2 separate regions of the Homo sapiens genome follow, and region 2 is linked to region 1. A link is an interaction called in ENCODE POLR2A ChIA-PET data of the cell type or tissue named here. Cell type or tissue: OCI-LY7. All regions are shown on one strand. Links, peaks and the distances in the headings refer to the core of each region. The heading gives the core; the rest is flanking DNA.

Evidence for each region. Peaks named below come from ENCODE experiments on the same cell type or tissue, not always from the same donor. Only the 100,000 strongest peaks of a DNase experiment are listed, where the experiment ranks them.
Region 2: POLR2A ChIA-PET joins it to region 1 with 12 read pairs; 2 of 35 experiments call an interaction of 5 or more read pairs at or near these places.

Annotation. Positions count from the first base shown.
Region 1 is chr4:40,155,752-40,158,675 of GRCh38, reverse strand. It overlaps N4BP2 (NEDD4 binding protein 2), which reads right to left. Exons shown (of 18, transcript NM_018177.6): 18 at 424-2,924. Among named protein-coding and RNA genes, the nearest start is that of RHOH, 40 kb to the left of the region's middle. In OCI-LY7, for the core only: no CTCF peak of the experiment used is centred there; no DNase peak of the experiment used is centred there.
Region 2 is chr4:39,960,523-39,963,446 of GRCh38, reverse strand. All of the region lies in intron 2 of PDS5A (PDS5 cohesin associated factor A), which reads left to right. Among named protein-coding and RNA genes, the nearest start is that of PDS5A, 16 kb to the left of the region's middle. RefSeq lists an enhancer at 1,404-1,463. In OCI-LY7, for the core only: CTCF peaks have their summits at 1,042 and 1,267; a DNase peak (open chromatin) is centred at 1,246; H3K4me3 peaks cover 1,285 bases; H3K27ac peaks cover 1,925 bases.

The DNA.
Region 1 (2,924 bases), core at 290-2,789:
TGGGATTACAGGTGTATGCCACCATGCCTGGCTAATTTTTTGTAGAGACAGAGTTTCACCATGTTGGCCAGGCTGGTCTCAAACTCCTGACCTCAAGCAACCTGCCCGTCTCAGCCTCCTAAAGTGCTGGGATTACAAGCATAAGCCACCGCGTCTGGCCTCTAAGAGATATAATTCTTAATTTTGATATCAGTTAAAAGATACAGGGTGTGAGGAGAGAAACCATAGCCAATCCATTTATCTGGTTCAAAAGTAGACTCTTATTTGCTACAGAAAACGTAAACCAGAAGAAAAGTTTTGGTACAGAAATAAAATTTTCATGACACTTTCCCCCTGAAATTACAAAGTTAGACATGAAAATATTTTAAAATATTTAACCCACTAACTCTAATACATCAAATGAAGGATTTCCTCACACTGGACTGTGGCTAAAGTATTTTATTAAATTAAGTATGTAATTTGCAAATGGCTTCATAAGAAAATTTAAAAGCAAATTTATAAAACATTTTCAATTTAAAAAGTACAGAGTTAACAGCAAAATTACATTTTCTATACAGTACAAATAAAAACATTTTTCTGATATACTGTCTGAAAATTTTATAATATATTCTCCAACTGATAGCTGCAATATTGTATTTTAATGAGAAGCCTCACAGTTAACTCAATCATTTATTAATAATAAGTTCATCATTGGACCATAAAAGTCAATTGCTCAACTTTAAGGAAAATAATGAACTTTGTCATCATATAATATGAAGTTATAAACGGCTCTTCAGGATGTAGATGTGTTCTAGCCTTGTTTCTCTATTAAATTCTGTAAAGAAGCATTAAGTAATACTGTAAACTTGAATTACATTTTAAAAATAAGCACCATGAACATACATTCTACATAAACTTATTTTACCTTTTAAATGACACCTTTTGGCCACATAAACATTTAAATCTGTTTTCTTTACATGTAAATAAAAATTGAGCAATATTTAACTACTACACCGAAAAATTACCAAACTTCACCTCATTGCACAATGGAAAAGCACTTAGAAAAAGCACTTGGAAAAAACAGCACACGTTATTTTTGTCTTTTTTATACATTTCGTCATTTTCTTAAATTGAGAGCAGTTAAAACATTGTCAGAGCAATTTCCTGAGTTTCCAAAGTTTCCAATTTCCAGCTCAGAAATAACCGATCTCAATATTATACATGTCTACTTTCTAAGCATACAAAACACTTGAATTCAAAAAGAAAAGACCTAAATAAAGGATGGAAACCATCCAGAAGAGCAGTATAGCTTTTCTTCTCAAAATATACTACTCAAGAGGATTTAAAGTCAAAATTTCTGCTATATAATATGTCCTATATTTAAAGGCCATAAAGTTGCAAATAGTATGGAAATACTAACCAATTGAAGAAACTGCACATTAAAAATAATGTAGAGAAATATGAAGAGCCAATAAACGTAAAAAAAAAAACACTTCCATTTCTCACATTGGAATAAAGAGATGGACAGACTGAAAATACTGTTAAGTGTCTAATATCTCCCTGGTCCAACTGGACACCCTCTGGGGTTTCCACATTAGTCCTCTTTTTCCATCTGGGAGATAATGGTAAGAGACTACTGAATGAATATAATTATTACTGAAACCTTCCATACTACAGAAGTGCTGTACTTTTAAAATATTAAGTTTACAAAGAATCATTCTAATGAGTCATGTATTAGCACAAATATACAGGTTGAGTGAGTATCCCCTACTCAAAATGCTTAGGACCAGAAGTGTTTTGGATTGCTGGGGTTTGGGGGGATATTTTAGAACATGTGCATTATATTTACTTGTTGAGTATCGCTAACCTACAAATGTAAAATGCTCTGTGAGTATTTCCTTTGAGCATCATGTCTGTGCTCGAAAAATTTCAGATTTTGAAGCATTTCAGATTTTGAATTTTCTCATTAGGGATACTCAACCTACACCAATACATGAAAATTTTTATAATCTCCAAACTATCTTTGACATACAGGATTTAGAAATGGGTAATAGAGAAAACTTTTAAAATCCCCAAACTATCTTTACTGCGGGCATACAGGATTTAGAAATGGGCAAAAAAAAGAAAGGAGGGATTACAAACTTTTCTTTCAAAATTATGTGTTGCTTAAACTATGCTAGATAGTGGGGTGGGAGGCAATTTGGAATTAAGCAGCTTCATAAAAATACATATGATGCTCAAACTTTGCCTGTATATTTATCAACAATGATTAAGATATACTATTTGATTTATCAAAATAAGGCATAATATTAACATTGATATAGTAAACAAGTAAACAATATAGCTTTTTTCATTTGACTTCTGCCCACGGAATACCACACCTCTACTTCTGACTGCTCCTTCATTAATCATAATTATAATATTGAAATAAGTCTAGCTGAAGTGCCGAAAAGTGATGATTTTTAAAACTAGGTAAGGAAATATAAAAACACAGAAAGTGAGTATGCAGCTGCACACATTCCAATTAACTCCACATTTTAGCACTGTTTTTCATACCCTTAAATCATACTAATGTATACATAGGAATATCTTATTTCATTAACAATTATAGTTTCATAGTAAGTTGTTTAAAGGAACTGCTTTATTTTTAATGTTTATTTTTAATGTATAGAACTGTTCTAGAGATTACAAAAGTGTGCTAAACTGTTGGCATTCTTTAAATAAATTATTACAAACATAAGTGTGAATAATACTTCAATACCAGTCACTAACCATTTCTAAATAATAAACATGTATTTTCATTTTTATGGAACTAAAATTCAATGATAAGCCTCCTTATTTTAAAAGCATGCAATCATGATATATAAAAAAAATGTTTTGGGGTTTTATTTTCATTGAAATGTCTGCTCTTTTGGAAAACCATTCTGTACTTTAGGATTCTTTTG
Region 2 (2,924 bases), core at 169-2,668, 200 kb after region 1:
GCTATTTTTGCCCAGGCTGAAGTGCAGTGGTGCAATCTCGGCTTACTGCAACCTCCGCCTTCTAGGTTCAGGCGATTCTCCTGCCTCAGCCCCCTGAGTAGCTGGTATTATAGGTGCCTGCCACCATGCCCGGCTAAATTTTTTTGTTATTTTAATACAGATGGAGTATCACCATGTTAGCCAGGCTAGTCTCGAACTCTTGACCTCAGGTGATCCAACTGCCTCGGCCTCCCAAAGTGCTGGGATTACAGCTGTGAGCCACTGTGCCTGGCCTAATTTTTGTATTTTTAAAAGAGACGGGGTTTCGCCATGTTGGTCCAGGCTGGTTTTGAACTCCTGACTTCCAGTGATCCACCTGCCTTGGTGTCCCAGAGTGCTGGAATTACAGGCGTGAGCCACCAGGTCGGCCTGATTTTTTTTTTTTTAATTGTGGTAAACATATAAAATTTACTCTCTTAACCATTTTTATTATTTTTTGTTTTTTTGAGGTGGAGTTTTGCTCTGTCGCCCAGGCTGTAGCACAGTGGTGCAGTCTTGGCTCACTGCAACCTCCACTTCCCAGGTTCAAGTGATTCTCCTGCCTCAGCCTCCAAAGTAGCTGGGACTACAGGCATGTGCCACGACCTCTGGTTAATTCCCCCTCTTCCTCGCCAGACGGAGTCTCGCTCTGTTGCCAGGCTGGAGTGCAGTGGTGTGTTCACTGCAACCTCCGCCTCCTGGGTTCAAGCGATTCTCGTGCCTCAGCCTCCCAACTAGATGGGATTACAGGCTTGTGTCACCACACCTGGCTAATTTTTGTATTTTTAGTAGAGACGGGGTTTCACCATGTTGGCCAGGATGGTCTCAACCTCCTGACCTTGTGATCTGCTCGCCTCGGCCTCCCAAAGTGCTAGGTTTACAGGCATGATCCACTGCGCCCAACCTGCCTACTTTTAATTTGCAGTCAAATAAGCTAATTAATGTTTTCCAATGAAGCCAACTTATTGCTTCCTGGCAACAAGAGTAGTTCTGTGTGAGAATAATTAAACATAAGTGTCATGTTGAGGTTCAGTGGGGTAAGAACTCTAGATTTCCTTAAAAACTCAGGAAGAGGCCGGGCGCGGTGGCTTACGCCTGTAATCCCAGCACTTTGGGAGGCCAAGGCGGGCGGATCACAAGGTCAGGAGATCAAGACCATCCTGGCTAACACAGTGAAACCCCGTCTCTACTAAAAATACAAAAATTAGTCGAGCGTGGCGGACTGTGTCTGTAGTCCCAGCTGCTGGGCAGGTGGAGGCAGGAGAATGCCGTGAACCCGGGAGGCGGAGCTTGCAGTGAGCTGAGATTGTGCCACTGCACTCCATCCTGGGCAACAGAGCGAGACTACGTCTCAAAAAAAAAAAACAAAAACTCAGAATTGAGTGATACCTTTTTAGTTTGGAGAAATGCGGGTAGGAAGGGATGGGGATAGAATTTTAATAACAGAAATAATGTTGAAAGCTTCAAGCCTCACTTAGGTCTTAATTGAAGATCTTGAATTAAATAGAAATTAGGTTAAGGCTTATTAAAAACCATATATGAAGTAAGTAACATTGACATGTATGAAGGCCAATACTATGATTTATATATCTTGTATCAGAAATCTATATAATGCTCACAGTAAGAGAACAGGTTTAAGGACATTAATGAATTTTATTTCTGTTGGCTTTTATTTTCACAGTTAATTGTTAAACAGTTTGGCTGAGGTTATTGGCACATTAAAATATTTCCACATGGCTGGGTGCGGTGCCACATGCCTGTAATCCCAGCACTTTGGAAGGCCAAGGCAAGAGGATCACTTGAGCTCTGTAGTTCCAGACCAGCTTGGGCAAAATAGTGAGACCCAGACTCTATTAAAAAGGAAAGATGGCCAGGCACGGTGGCTCATACTTGTAATCTCAGCATCTTGGGAGGCCGAGGTGGGCTGACCACCAGAGGTCAGGTGTTCGAGACCAGCCTGGCCAACATGGCGAAACCCCGTCTCTACCAAAAATACAAAAAAAATTAGCGGGCATGGTGGCGGGCGCCTCCCAGCTACTGAGGAGGCTGAGACAGTGAGCCGAGATGGCGCCACTACCCTTCAGCCTGGGCGACATAGCAAGACTCCATCTCAAAAAAAATAAATAAATAAAAAATAAAAGGAAAGAAAAGATTTCTTGAATTCCCTGGTGCAGAAAGATAAAATTAATGGAGTGAGTGGAGTTTTTACAATATATGAAATCCAAGATTATACTTTTCAGGGATCAATTCTACAGTTCGTTACAATATATGAAATCCTGATAGTTTTTATTTGCTGAAGACAACAGATCAAGAAAGTTCTAGCTAGTTGTGGTGGCTCATGCCTGTAATCACAGCACTTTGGGAGAGCGAGGTGGAGGATTGCTTGAGGCCAGGAGTTCAAGGCCGGTGAGACCCCCACCTCTACAAAAAATAAAAAATTAGGCTGGGTGTGGTGGCTCACGCCTGTACTGCCAGCACTTTGGGAGGCCGAGGCAAGTGGATCACGAAGTCAAGAGATCAAGACCATCCTGGCCATGATGGTGAAACCCTATCTCTACTAAAAATACAAAAATTAGCTGGACTTGGTGGCGTGTGCCTGTAGTCCCAGGTACTCAGAAGGCTGAGGCAGGAGAATAGCTTGAACCCGGGAGGTGGAGGTTGCAGTGAGCTGAGATCACACCACTGCACTCCAGCCTGGGCGACAGAGTGAGACTCCGTTAAAAAAAAAAAAAATTAGCTTTGTATGGTGGCAGGTGCCTGTAGTCCCAGCTACTTGGGAGGCTGAGGTGGGAGTATCACCTGAGCAGTGAGCTAGGATTGCACCATTGCACTCTAGCCTGTGTGACAGAGGAAGACCCTGTCTCTTAAAAAAAAAAAATGTTCAAGATAACTGTTGCAATAGAAAG